Regions from separate parts of the Homo sapiens genome. Here region 2 is linked to region 1. Evidence: chromatin contacts called from ENCODE Hi-C data. All regions are on one chromosome and are shown on one strand. The core of a region is the stretch at or near the end of the contact, and the rest is flanking DNA. Distances in the headings are between cores, read along the strand shown. Region 1 holds the start of ZBBX (zinc finger B-box domain containing). Region 2 holds the start of GOLIM4 (golgi integral membrane protein 4).

The links. Hi-C counts contacts between places; a loop is a spot of excess contacts on that map. Pooled maps may share reads with other maps.
Region 2: a loop to region 1 is called in a pooled map, with 4 times the contacts of the local background. The contact joins the promoter of GOLIM4 here to the promoter of ZBBX in region 1. A Hi-C loop is called at or near these places in 5 of 50 pooled maps.

The regions. Positions count from the first base shown.
Region 1 is chr3:167,376,388-167,383,921 of GRCh38, reverse strand. ZBBX (zinc finger B-box domain containing) reads left to right here and starts at 3,625. Exons shown (of 22, transcript NM_001199201.2): 1 at 3,625-3,675; 2 at 4,130-4,284.
Region 2 is chr3:168,092,720-168,100,253 of GRCh38, reverse strand. It overlaps GOLIM4 (golgi integral membrane protein 4), which reads left to right and starts at 4,330. Exons shown (of 16, transcript NM_014498.5): 1 at 4,330-5,155. The coding sequence starts at 4,969. RefSeq lists enhancers at 3,555-3,604, 3,802-4,303 and silencers at 3,975-4,214, 4,505-4,554.

The DNA of each region.
Region 1 (7,534 bases), core at 2,376-4,875:
AATGCTCCCATTCTTTTTGAACGTAGTACTTAATACATTACATATTAATTAGTTGCAAACTCTCACTTGAATTACTCAAGGACAGAGACGGTGTCTTTGTTCACCTTTGTACCTATCTTAGGGCCGTGCCTGGAATAGAACAGGTGTTGAATAAATGTTGATTAAATTTAACTATGCTCATTCAACAAGGCTATACATTTATTTTTCAATTTGGAAGACACTGCACATTGCAGGAATCGAAAATTTATCATAGGCCCTGATGATTCTCCTCCATTTGTGAAGCATCAGTAATAATTGCCTTGTGTTATGAAAATTTATTTGCTTAGAAATTCTGTGTCATGGATGATAGGCAGAAATTACAAAGCCGAGAAAAATTATAAAAGGCCAATGTCACCTCTTAACTCTAAGTTTCTTTTTATTCTTCCTCAAGTTTAGCCATTCGGATGCATTTAAATATATTTATATCATACTAATTTGGTTTTTGCTAAGGATTTTTTGTAATTTTATGTTGTCTCTAAAGCTCAGTTTTCTTGACAAGTTGAAAAACCCCATACATATGTAATAGGATGTTATATTTAGCATTTACCAAGGCATAAAGAAAGTAGATGCTTCATGTAAAAGTAAAACCACATTTCAGGGCTTGTAAAAAAGGAGATGGTAGGAATTTGGTTTTGCTACCTTGAAATGCCCACAAACTTTTGCCTATAAAAGAATCTGAAGGGCCAAAGAGCAAATGGAAATTGAGAGAATACTTCTGGAAAGCTGCAGATATGATATTTGTCCCATTTTCTTCCAAAGGTTTGGTATTATCAAAATATAATTGCAATACTTAAAAACAAGATATTCTTTAAGTAGAGAATATACATGTGATACAGTTTAATTCATTAAGGACGGAATTATTAGAATGGTAAAGCTGGTTCAAAGAAAATTTGGTAGCTGACTGTATATAGGAATTGAGATAAAATATTAGTATGAGATTTCTAGGTTAGATACAAAACTGGTTAAAGTTGTATAGTGCAATAAAACCATTAGCTTTGAAATTATTTTATTTAAAGGAAAGACATTATTTACATATCCAGATACAAATGATATGAAAAATGCAGGTGAAAAAATCTTCAAATAAACATACAACATTACACAGAGACTTTATCAATAGTTAATGATAAGAAAAGCAACACTTTTTTTTAGAAAATCATGTAATGCTCAGATTATCTTAAACAGTATTCTAGTATGGCATTGAAAAGACATGCTGTTTTTGGCTTTACCTTATTTCTAAGTTTTGGATAATGCTTGTTTACAGTCCCTGACCCTTATTTCAAGCTTAGTAAAATGAGTCATGTAAATCTGTGCTCTTAATTTCTGCATTGCCGGTAATTTTTATCTCTTTAAATTGAATATCTCCAGTTCAGAAAACTTGTATTCAAACCTTGTCTCCACTGTGGCACAAAGAAGCATGAGTTTGGAAAAACCCTCAGGAATACTGTGCTCTTGATATAGTTGTGGTAAACTGTGTGCGGCATTGCTGGTGTGCCAGTTAAACGCATTTTACTTCAGTGGAGAGAATATCATCTCTCTAGAGCTGTAATTGTTTTGACATGTTTCATTTCATTTTGTCACTAATCATCATTCTGAAAGACAAGCACTTCATACTTTTTATTTTACTATGTGACTTAGCATAGGCTTAGTTTTTGTCTCTGCTTTGCCTTTTCATAACTGTGCATAAGCTATTTTTCTAAATATAAGATAATGTTCTTTTAATGCTTTCAAAAAGTGCAAGAATACTTTATACATTATTTTTATGAGTTTAATTTTACTATTGTGTAAGTAAATGCATTGTAAGAATCATTTTTTGGAGTAAAAGTCCTTTGTAGAAGTGAGGAGAAGTTATTTGCAAAATAATCTTTACTGGGACATAATTGACATGTGTTTACTGTTCTCTCTGGACTGTTTCTTCCTCTAGTGGCCCATGTCTTTCTCTTTCCTTGCATTCAGATACTTCCCTGGCCATCTACCCTAAAACAGAACTCAATTAGTTTCTATTTCTTTATTTGGCTTTAGTTTTCTTCATAGCAGCTGACATGCATTTATACTTGTTTATTGCCTTTCTGCTCCTGTTAAAATATATTTGAAAATAGGAGGGGCTTTGACGATTTCTTCACTCCAGTATTTTTGGGATCTAGGAAATGGACTTTCAATAAATATTTGTGGAATAAATAAATAAATGAATAGATCAGTAAATGGACGAAAGCTGAAAATATCTTTGGTAATTTGAAGAGCGCGCCTGTATGGGAAATAGTCTGTGCAAGAAAACCAGTAGTATCGCACATCCACCTGAAACTAGTTCTTGTATTAAAGTTAAAGGAAGGACGTGGTAAAGTTATACCATGAACACGTTAATAGCAACCATCATAGCCACACCAGCACCACTGTTTCTTACTGTTTATTAAGCACTCAATATGGGCCTGGCTTAGAGCTAAATACTTAATATTTATTGTTTCATTTACTCTTCCATACTACATTACGTATGGACTAACTGTACTGTTATCTCATTTAAGCAGTTAGACTGAGCATTGTTACTTGCTCATGGTCACACAGCAGGTAAGTTGTGGCAGTACTGGCACTCAATCTTGAATCTGCCTGACTCCAAAATCCAGACTTATAACCAGAAGACTACCATTGTCTTCTCTTATCCATAGTGGTTGTAATCTTATATAATTGAATATGCCAAGTGAAATCATTATTTTTTTTTAAATGGGTATTGGCAGGCATAGTAATGTCAAAAGTAATGGTGTAAAGATTAGTACATTAACTGTAATAGTTAGGATTGTTAGTCTGGTACCGAGACAGATGCAATGTGGTTAAGCATAGAAGCCTATACAGTGCAGTACCAACCACACATCCTACTTGCAGTATTTAAAAAGGGAGATAAAAAACAGCATATTTAGGAAGCCAAAGATAAATTCACTACAGGTGCAGCTTTGTTCGGAAGAGTTGAGTTGAGAATTGTGGGTTAACTGTGTGTGTGTGTGTGTGTGTGTGTGTGTGTGTGTGTGTGCATATATTTGCTTTTGCTTTTTGTTTTATACCCATTAGACTCCACGGGTCATGTATTCGGTACAAAGAAAAGAGAGTTCTGGACTTTTGAAGAGACCTGGAATCTCTATTGACTTTGCCTATGGTAGCCATTGATAAATCATTTAAACATAGCATAAATGTGGGAGTTCTGAGACTAAACTCCTTGAATTAATTTGTAGGTCTGCCATTTGCTAGCTTTGTAATTTTGGATTAAGATAGTCAAATTTTTTGTGCCTTAATTTTTTTAGATTTAAGCTGGCTTGCTATGAGGAAGAATCAAATATGACATATAAGTCTCTCACTTGTGCTTGGAATATGACACATGCTCAGGTTTAGCACATACATAATCTCCAAGATCCTCTCTGGCGGAAAGCTTCCAGAGCCTGTTGAGTTTTTCCGCCCTTTTCCTTCCTGTGATCACCATTCTCTCTCATTTCGCAGGCTCCTTTTCGCCCTCTGCCGGCGGACAGTGGCAGAACCCAGCTTTCTGGTTGCTATGGGTACCGAGGTAACGCGGTAACCAAGGAGACCAAGACGGAAACTCCCGGCAGCTATCCGCGGCCATCCGGCGGTGGTGACGCGAGAGGCTGGGGTCTCCAGGTGGGTTGTCTGTCTGCGGGTGGATGAGAGGGGAGGATGGTCTCTGAGTCCGCCTAGCGGGCAGCAAGCCCGGGCTAGTTGGTGCGGGGAGCAGAGCGGGCAGCGCGGCTGGGAAGCAGACTCAGCTCGGGTGGAGCTGGAGGCACCGGCCCAGCAAGTGTTTGCTGAGCCCCTGCCATAGGCTGACATAGTGCCAGGCCTGCAGGCAGCAGGACGGGGCCCTGGCCTCAGGAGTTGAAAGCCTTTGGTATACACCAAAGACTTCCCAGCCCAAAATGCTAATGGATAAATGAATCAAGAGTGAACCCCAGACAGTGAAATTGGGGACTTCATCAGTTGTACCCCTTCTGCAGCCCGACCCTTTCAAATACTAGCCCCTTTTATCCTTTGAAGTCATTTGCACCTTATGAAAAATTTGGCACCCTGAGAAACCATATTTCATCCCCTTTTGTAGCCTTTAGTCTGCCTGCGCGTTCACATGCACCCACTTACTTCTTGAAGTCTACTCCTCACAAGTAAGGGCTATGGTGCGGGGTGCCCGATTCCTGAGAAATCTGAAGATGTGGAAGTTTATTTTTTCTTCCCAAAATCAGCAGTAGAGGGACTCAGGTATGTAAGGTTCAGTTATATATATTTTATAGCTTGACTTAAAATCTAAAGTTAACAAGGCTCATTAAAAAATATAGTAAAGTTGAAACTACACAGGATTAAAATTATACAAACTGTATGCTTATGCAAATGTAATGACTCCCTCTGCCTTTCTCCAATTTAGCTTATCTTATAGTCTACACAGAGGGCTGCCCTGACCTGTCATAATTTTACCAATTGTATTACAAATGAATTGTTTGAAAGTAGTTCCTTTATGTCTTTCAAGACACTTAATAATTCTTGCAATTATTTTATTCGCTTTTTAATTTTTACCTACTTCCTTCACCAGAGTGTAAGTTCAGTGAAGACTGGTATTATACCTGTCTGGTTGACCTTGATCCTCAGTGCTTAACCTGACACCTGGCAGGGAGAGAGTGTTCAATGTATATTTGTTGATTGCTCATCAAGATCGTTAGGAAACATGGAAAAAAGAAAACAAAAAGTTTAGTTGAAGTGGGAAAGAGGGCGTGTTTAATTTTTTCCGTAGGGTAGGTTGTGCAAAAAACTAAAAGCAGTAGAAAAAAAATTACATACTTAGCACATTATTATTGGCACTACATTATGTATAGGGACTGTATTGATTGCTGGGGTTTCAAAGGTCAATGGTAGGACCACTCTCAAATATTTGGGCTACTTAGGGAAACAAAATCTATATAAACAAAGATGCAAAAAATAACACAAGGTAACATACAATAGCAAATGAGTTTAATAAACATGGTCTTTCTATACAAGGAGAAGCTCGGTTTCGATGGAGGGAATCTTCATGATACAGGCAGCCTTCGAATTGAGCATTGAGTAGAATAAAACTTGGTGAGCAGAGAGGTAAACACTAAAGCTCATTATGTAAAAAAGATGAAAGCAGAGATGCTAAGGGTAAAGCACAATCTTGATGCTCCATTTTCTTCTCTAGGTAGTTTCTAAGGCTGTGCCTTCTCTAGGTAGTTTCTAAGGCTGCCCCTTTCCCTGAACCGTGAGCTCTCTGGAGGTCTTATAGAAGCCCACAGCTTGACAAGTCAAGTCACAAATCAGACACCTTTTGTTTAATATCCTGCAAATTAGAGGGGGAGAGGATCCTTACCATTTTCTACATGGATAAGCTGAAGCTCAGAGATTTCTATCACACAAAGATCTTATGACTTTAAATCCAGTGAATTTAGTCTACCTAGGTTTTCTGACCTTAAATTCAGTGCCTTTTAATATTGTTTATTATTTTTAATCAAAAGTATTTTAAAATGGTATCTTGTCCCTTGATATCTAAAGGCAAAGTTTCTCAGTTGTTCTCAAGAGAACCTGCCTATAGAGCATAAAAAATGGGCAACTTGGGTACCATTTAGCACCTTGAAGCAGTATTTTACTATCAGATATCTTGTTTGGCTGAAAGATTGAATGCAACCTGAAGTCAATACCTATATTAGTCCATTCTCACACTGCTATGAAGAAATACCCAAGACTGGGTTATTTACAAAGGAAAGAGGTTTGATTCACAGTTCTGCAGGGCTGGGGAGGCCTCAGGAAACTTATAATCATGGCAGAAAGGAAAGCAAACACATCCTTCTTCACATGGTGGCAGGAAAGAGAAGGATGACAGCTAAGTGAAAGGGGATAGCCCTTATAAAACCATCAGATCTCATGAGAACTTACTATCACGAAAATAGCGTGGGGGAAACTGTCCCCATGATTCAATTATCTCCTACCAGGGCCCTCCCACCACATGTGGGAATTATGGGGATTACAATTCAAGATGAGATTTGGGTGGAGACACAGCCAAACTATATCAATACCTGCTTTACTTTTAGAGCTTTTGCTATGAGAATGTGGCACACATTTATTTAGTAGGACACTCCAGCACAAGATACTATTCTAGAAATCATGTATTATCAGTTCTTGCCTTATAATTTTTTAAATATTTTAAAAAATATATATATTTAAAATAAGGATAATTACAGATAGAAGAAATGTGAAAAGTAAAATTCTTTTAATTATTAAAAGCAACTATTTTAAATTCTCATTTAACATTTCTTTCTTGGGTCTCTGATTTCTAAGTACTATGGTACTAAATGCCTAAACATGTTAATTCACCCAAAGTTGTTTGCTAATTAGACCATTTCAAAATATTGCTACAGTAAGGGAAAATCCCTATTTATGGTATGGTTTTTAAGTCTTGTGCCTAGCATGATCTGAGTCATTAGAAGAATTAACTAAACTTAGATAAGTTTTCAGTTACAAAAAGTGGCCCATCTTGTAAACAGTGGTTTCCCAAACCTCCCATTCTGCCAATGGTGTTCTCTTGCACCTCTGGCTGAATGCTCTGAGTTTCTACCTGTATAGAGCATTGTACGTTCCTTGTTTCCATTCTGTGGCAGTAGGTTTTGATGTGTGGGTTGCTTTCTCAAAATAGGAACATGTGTAGAAGGATCATCAAACCATCATGGACAATTTTGGGTTATATTGGGTATTTTGTGTGAGGAAAAATGGGGTTGTAGACAGAAAAATAATGTAGTCTAATAAATCAGGTAACTAGAAATTTTTCCAAATCACTACTAAATTTTTGGTATTTAGTTATAAAAAAAACTGAATGACCAAAAGACACAAGGAAGTATAAGTTTTGCATAGTAAGGAGTTTATCTGTATTCCTCTGGTTTTATTAGGTGTCTAAAATTTTGTGCTTTGCTATTCTTGCTGCTGACATTGTTATATCCTTGCTATCCCCAGAAAGGTGACTAAATTCTCTGTTGGCTTTACAAAAGGAAACAGGCAGAATAATATGACTCAGAATTATAATCTCCCCTTTTTCTTCATACAAGGAAATTAGCTTATGTAGGTGACTAGATAAAATATGTAATTGAGAAGAAGCCTTACTAATTGCATTCAGTGAAGTGAAATCCCCCTTGAATAAGACCATTTATTGGTTAAATAACATTATCAGCAGAGCTATAAATCTGAGTCATCTTATTGTAATGAGATTTACAGAAGTTCGTTCATTTTTTGTATCAGTAAAATCAATCATATATCAGTTTAGCTTTATATATGTACATACACATAAAATTATATTGTATATCTCAATGTGTAAGCAAAATTATAGCAATTTAGATTATTTAGATTATTTTAATAATCAGACAGATTAACTTTGGAAATTATTTTATCTCTTTAATGATAATAATAACATTATGGAAGTTTTTGTGACAAAGTTATCAATTGTAGGCAAGAGGCC
Region 2 (7,534 bases), core at 3,081-5,580, 720 kb before region 1:
TATGAAATTAAACTGAAAAAAAAATGTGGTAGTTAGCTCATTATATGCTAGCTGTAACAAACATTAAGCAACATATTCATAATGATTTCGTATACTGCCTTAGAATTTGGAAAAGTTTAGGGTTGGCTAGATATCCTGCTTTAGAATGTTGTTAGAGGTTTGAAATGATAGTTCCTCTTCCTTTAGACTAGCTACACATCCTGTGGCAAATAGGGACTTCTAAATCACGTCCATTATTAGTAGTCTGTATTCAAAAGGTATTTATTTATTTTTATTTTATTTTATTTATTTTTTTTTTGAGATGGAGTCTCGCTCTGTTGCCAGGCTGGAGTGCAATGGCGCAATCTCAGCTCACTGCAACCTCCGCCTCCCAGGTTCAAGCGATTCTCCTGCCTCAGCCTCCCGAGCAGCTGGGACTACAGGCACACGCCACCATGCCCAGCTAATTTTTGTATTTTTAGTAGAGACAGGGTTTCACCATGTTGGCCAGGATGGTCTCGATCTCATGACCTCGTGATCCGCCTGCCTCAGCCTCCCAAAGTGCTGGGATTACAGGCGTGAGCCACCGCACCCGGCCTCAGAAGGTATTTCTTAGTGATATTGATGGTAAGGTTTCTCTCATTGAAAAGCATTTTTATAAATAAGAACAAATCATCTACTTTCTCCTCTGCCCTCCTCTTCAGATATAGTTGAAAATTACAAAGGTGGCAACGTAGTGACAGATGTAAACAAGGCATAAAGATACATTGAGTGGGGTTCAGTTACTCAGTTATGCATTCAACCACAGACCTACTTTTTAGTTTGTTAATCTTCTAACAATTACTACTAGGTCATTATCAAAATCCTATGAAAAAGGAGTCTCAAAACATCTTTCACAAAATGTTCAAAAAGACATAATACCTTGAATGCAGCTTTCTTTACCTCTCAAAACAGGTCAGGTAAAAGTGGCAATCAGCAAGGCAAGTGTATTCATTAGGGGACAGCAAACTGATGAAATGGCAAAAAGGTGAAGACATCATAGAGTGAAGATTGTTTTATAGGATAAATAACTTTTGTAATTGTCAGATGAAAAGATTAAAATTAGTTTATTAATACTGAAAAGCTATTTTAAATTTTATTTACTATTCATCACCTTTTCTTAGGTGATGATTTCTCCTACAAATTACAAAATATTGAGTTCCATTTGTAGTAAAGAAATTTAAATAAAAGATTTAGATAATAGAAATTATTTACTCTAGGATCCTAAATATTATTAATTTAAAATCTTACTTTTAGAAATTATACGTCAGCTGTCTCTCTCAACTTTTTATTTTTTCCTTCCCTTATTTTGAAAATGAACAAATTTGATTAAAATGACAAATTCACTTAAGTTAGAGAGAATTAATATTCCCAAATGTTATATTTGCCCTTCTCAAATGTAAGACCTTGAGTATCTTTAAGTTAATTTCTTCCTGCCTCAGAAATAAAATACTAAATCAGTAAAATTCTTCAGGGTTTATAATTTAAAGTTAAATATATTGTTAAATATATGGAATATAGAAATATAATTATATATACTATTTTTAAAATAACAAAGAAGCAAAAATAAAATAGAATGAACAACACACCTTCCAAGACCAGTATAAACAGCTGTTATGTTATAATTGCTACCCAAAGGCAATGTTATGTAAATTCATTTTATAGGCCTTGGATAGCTTCCTCATGTTGGCCGCTCAAAAGCTCTATACTGACATTTTCAGGAAACTAGCAGCATACTTTACCTTGGAAATGTAATATTATAAAAATACCACCATTAGTAATTTTATGTACTTCTACATACCCTTCTTGAATTTGAAATAATGGATAAGTTCAGGTAATAATTTTTGCTGTCTTTCAAATTTTATGACTAAAATATTGAGTTGTGTTTTATGGCCTGCATTTATTATGTTCTGTAGAGTCAGCCAGCAGCTTTAGGCAAAGAATATCTTTGGAGTCTGGAATCAGATGCAAAGGAATCAGAGGTTTAAGATGAATCATACATTCAGGAAACATAAGAATTTTCCAAAGATTCTAAAATACATATTGTACAATATATGAGCAATAATTTTCCAACCCTCTATACAACTTCTTTTTCTTTTGTGGCTAGGATAATTTTCTCTTCAAATATGGGGCAAGATTATTGCCATAAACTTTATTTATTTATATATTTATTTATTTTGAGACAGAGTCTCACCTCTGTCGCCCAGGCTGGAGTGCAGTGGTGTGATCTTGGCTCACTGCAACCTCTACCTACCAGGCTCAAGGGATCCTCCCAACTCAGTTTCCCGAGTAGCTGGGACTATAGGTGCACGCCACCATGCCCAGCTAAATTTTTATATATTTTTTTTTTTGTAGAGGAGGGGTTTTGCTATGTTGCCCAGGCTGGTCTCATACTCCCAAACTTAAGCGATCTGTTCGCATTAACCTCCCAGAAGTGCTGGGATTACAGGAGTGAGCCACCATGCCCAGCCTAAATTTGGATAGTGTTTTTGGAGGAAGAGTTTGTTTAACAAAGTACTCTGACAACAGTAAGGAATGTTTAGTTATGAGGAATTTTAAAGAGATTCCAGTAATTATCCAATGTTAATTTCTGAGAGTCAAACTAAAAAAGAGGAATTTAAAGTGGTAGATTTAATAATAAGGAAGATTATGTAGTATTTACACAACAAAACTCCCAAACTCCTTTAGACTGTTTTCTTTTACAATCAGATTCTCATGTTAATGGAGATATAATTTCTTACTGTAACTTGTTTAATAGAATGAGAACATTGTTTCTATTGAAGAAAAAGACATAGAGCAGGGTTTGGATCTGGATTCTAATCTTGCTGAGTAACTAACTTTATGCAAGACCTAAAAGGTCCTAGAGCTGTCATAGTCACTTTGATAAACTTTGGCTTCTTTACCAACATGAAAGTCTAACACCCTGGCTGTGATCAGTGAGACAGTGTATCTGCACACGAAAGCATTTTGAATAATTTAACGCAAGTTATTATTTATTAAGGAAAAGCACATGCAAGACACACTTTATTTTTACAGTGGTATAAATGCCACAGGGTAGCATCGTTATAAATTCAGTTTATTTTAGGGCTTTAGCAACCTATAATTTCAGAGTCCACCTAAAAAAACTTTTGCACCAGGAACTGTCTTTCTGTTGCATTTAGCTAAAGAGATTTACCCCCATTTTGAGCACTCAGGCCCATTAGCAATGGTAACGACTAAAGTCCAGTTAGAATATAAAAATTATGCAGTGTATCATAAATTACACCACACTATACAGACAGATAAAATTTACTTTTCTTAGAATTCAGGTCAACAGCAGAAACAAAAATTATCATTTGTGCATAACCTTAATTATTCCCCTCAAGTACACAGAAAAAATAAATGCAGTATACATTTCTTCGAAGAGGTTTGTGGTTACTACCTTTCCTGTGCTGTACTAGTTTTTACATAGGGAACCTTTGTTGCCCTTTAAAATGTAATTTAGAAATGTAACTGATGTGTTTTGCCACCAATAAAACAAATACATATGACAAAATGAATGGATACTCATTTCAGTCTGTACGATTTGTTTTTAAATTATTCTATTTGCAGCTAGAGGAGAAATGTGAGACCATTTCTTTCCTCTCTGCCAATGGCAAGCCGATTTCCCCAGCCCACGTGGACAATTGAACATTAAGTCTAGCGTGCTTCCAGTCTCCCGACTCCTGCCGGGCCATCTGTGGGCACACACACATCTAGGCTAGTACACTGGATGGGGTAAGGCAGTCGACATGGCATCTCTGGTTTGACTACCGGGATTGTGCTATGTAGCTATCCCATGTGTCTGCCGCATCAGTTTATTGGACAGGGAAAGAAAGTGTACTCAGCAGAGTGCACACAGTTACTGCCATCCATTCTTTCGTTCATACACACATTTTACTCCGCTCTCCACGTGCGTTCCGAACGAGAACTGGAACACACACACACACACACACACACACACACACGTGTTCACCGAACCTCACCCAGACTCAGGCCCGGACAAGTCCCCCGCCCACCCAAAGCTCCCCGCCCTTCGCCCTTCCGCCTGCCTCTTCCCACCCTCTCCGACTCCACGTGGGCGCACCCCGGCGCCAGGCGGCCGCGCTGCCCACAGAGCCCCTAGCCGGCCCCGGCACTGGGAGGGAAGGTGCGGCCCTGGGGTCGGACGGACAAAGCCGGCATCCAATCGAGCCCGGCACTGCCTCCCCGAAGGGAGGGAGCGTCTGCTCGGACGGGCCCAATGAGCAAGGAGGCCGAGTGGGACTTCCTCCCGGAATCCCGTTGGCCAGAATAGCCGGGCCGTGGGTGACACGTAAGTTGGGCAGGAGGTGGCGGGGCGGCAGAGGCACCAGCCGACCCGTCAGTGACACCGCTGTGCCGTCCCCAAAACCAGCCGAGACAGCTGGCCCCCACCCTTCCACCCATTGGGCAGGCCGCACGGGGGCGCGGCCCGGAGTCCTGGTCCCTTTGTTGGGCGCGCACCCCCTCCCTTAGGTGGCAACAAAGTCGTGCAGTGGGAGCCGCCGCGATAGGGCGGGGAGTGGCCAGGGCGGGACTCCAAGAACTGCCCGGGGGCAGCGGGGCCAAAAAGTGGGAAGAAGGAAAAAAGGCAGGAGGCATCTGGGGACAGGCGCGAGGGCAGCCGGCTCTGAAGTATGCGGAGGGCCTCCTCCCGGCCCCGGGCATTCGCGGAGAACGAGCCTCGCAGAAGTTTGGCTGCAGCTGCCCGGGCGGCGTCGATGGCTGCGCGCCCCGCGCCGCGCGGGGGCTGAGCGGGCGCCACTTCCCCTCCGGGCCGGCTTTTGTGTCTGGCATCTCCTCCTCATGCTGCGTCTGGCCACCTACTGCGGCGGCCGCTGCTGAGACGCTCGCTCGGACCAAGGGGAGGAGACGGCGGGGGCGGCCGCGGCTTTGGGTCCAGGCGGGACTATGGGAAACGGGATGTGCTCCCGAAAGCAGAAGCGGATTTTCCAGACGCTGCTGCTGCTGACCGTCGTGTTCGGCTTTCTCTACGGCGCGATGCTCTACTACGAGCTGCAGACGCAGCTGCGGAAAGCCGAGGCGGTGGCGCTCAAGTACCAGCAGCACCAGGAGTCCCTCTCCGCCCAGTTACAAGGTACGGCTAACGGGACGCGCGCAGCCGGTGGCCAACTTTGCCCCGCGCCTCCACCCGGGCAGGAAAAGTGGCTTTGGTGAGCTATTGGCACTGTGGTTGCCACCTCTGACCTTCAGGGACGTCAGAGGTGAGCGTTTCAGGACTGCCGGCACCAGAGTGTCAGGGGAGATGACATTCTCATCCTCCCGCTTCTTCCTCCCAGCGGTTAGGTTTAGAACTTCGTAGCACCAGCCCATCGTCCCGCTGGGCGTTTGGTGGGCGGGTGCACAGATAGTCCTTTACCCGAGCTCTTGTCAAAGGCCCAGCTGCAATCGGGGCAGGGAAACTGGTAGCCCTCCGCCGCTTCTGCCAGCCCTGCTCTGAGGAGCATTGTTCCGTGGATTCTAGGTATTTGCTTTCTTGTTGACTTTGTCAGTTGCTTAAAAAATGAAGAGTTTGGCAGAGATTTCTCAAACTGTGCTGTTTTTCAAGGGAAAATTAAGCCATGACCCAGCAGCTTAATTAAAGTCATGGCCCAGTCGAATGGAAGGAACCTAGATCTGGACCTGCTAGTTTCTTATTTCTTATTCTTTTAATTTAATAGGATGTCTTTAGAGATGCTGGATGTGTGGGAAAAGTCCACACTACATACCATTCACCATCCTGCAGTAGTTTATTTCTTTAAAAACAGGTTTACTTGTCTTCCTAAGTAGCTTTTACTTCATCACAGAGATGCATGTATGTTACAGTTAGCTTCGGGAAGCCAAAGAGGAGAAACACAGGTTTTCACTTTGCCATGCACAGCAAACCCAACTTGAGCAAGACCTGTAGAAGAACTTAAAGTTTCTATCCTATTTTAGAATCTAATTTAATGTAATTTTCACAAACATAATTTACTTTAAATGTAAATTCAGAATTTGAATTTGAATTTACTTTTAACGTAAATTCAAAGTCAGCACCATGTCCTCTTGTTAAGGACGTATCCTATACATATTTTTTTTGCAAGCTTTTACTTGTGGTTAGTTTTCAATACTTATGCAGCTTTCTCCCCAACCAAAAAATAATAATAAATAGCTGTAAGTGGTGAAATGTTGGCAGACTTTGCTGATGATGCAAATATAGCTTGTTTAATATTGCTAGGTAGATAGATGCAAGCTAGAGGGATGTTTCTGTGTATGTGTGTGCAGATATGAAACAGATGCCTCTTCTTTGCTTCAGTTATTTTGAGTGTTTTCTAGTAAAAAATTTAAGATGAGAGAAAATGATACACATCCGATTGTTTGGACTTAACTTGCTCTTCCCAACTTAGAAGAAAGAAAAGTATTTTTAGCTTACTGACGCTGCATAGCCACAGGCAATGAAAATATATGGCTCGGCTTGGTTCAAAAGTAAAACCCGTTTTGATACGCTCTTAGGTTCACAAAATTTTCTTTAAACTCATTGAAATTTACCCATGAGTTATTGTTGGTATGAGAATATGGATATTTGTTTACTTATTTATTTACAAGGTATCAGTTGCTTCCCTGTGAAGTTCCATGGAGTCAGACCAAGGGAAAAATTTACCGTCTAATAGTATAACAGGACTAGATTTTCATAAACATGGCTGGAAGGGGCATGTATGGTGGATTATATGAGGTTGTGTGTGCCTTGGTCTCTTAGGAGTCCCATGAGGGCAAAGGCTGTCATTTTCACCATTACCTCCTCAGCACCACACTGTGCCTGACACTCATTAGGGGAATCAATGCATGTTTATTCAAACAACAAACAAAAATTATTCTGAACTGTGGCGAGTAAGTTCATCCCAGGCACTTTTGTCTTTCTGAGACTTTGCTTCTGTGTCTTTGCTTTTTGAAAGCCAAATAAAACAAGAAAATATTTTGTTCAAGTAGCTCCTTTGCCTCAACGGCCTATGATGGACGATGGATATTGTTGACTGAGGCCCTAATTTCTGAATAATGGCCTTTATTTGCAGTATTTCATTTTGAAATTTTAGAAATTTCTTTTCTAATTTGCCTTTTCTTTTTTTAGTGGTGGTGGTGGTAGTGGGGAAGAGAGGTGGTAAATGGTAATACAGGATCATTAAAATATACAACTTTTGTTTTGCAGCAGATGGAAATGTTCTACCTAATTTGAATAAGTGGCTTCAAAGTCCCTTTCTTAATTTATTCTTTTGTCATTTCCTCTCTAATTATGGTGCTACAAAACTTGCAGTATAATTGTGCATGAATAATTATTTCACAAGCAGGCTAAAGTATTTTTTTGTTTGTTTTTGTTTTTTGTGGATTCACTTTTGACTTCAGTAGCATTTATTTTGGATTTCCCATGTGTAAGCCATTTAATGTACATTTTCTGGTGGTATGCAACTTTTGCTTCCCTTTTCCAAGACAAATGACATTTTAC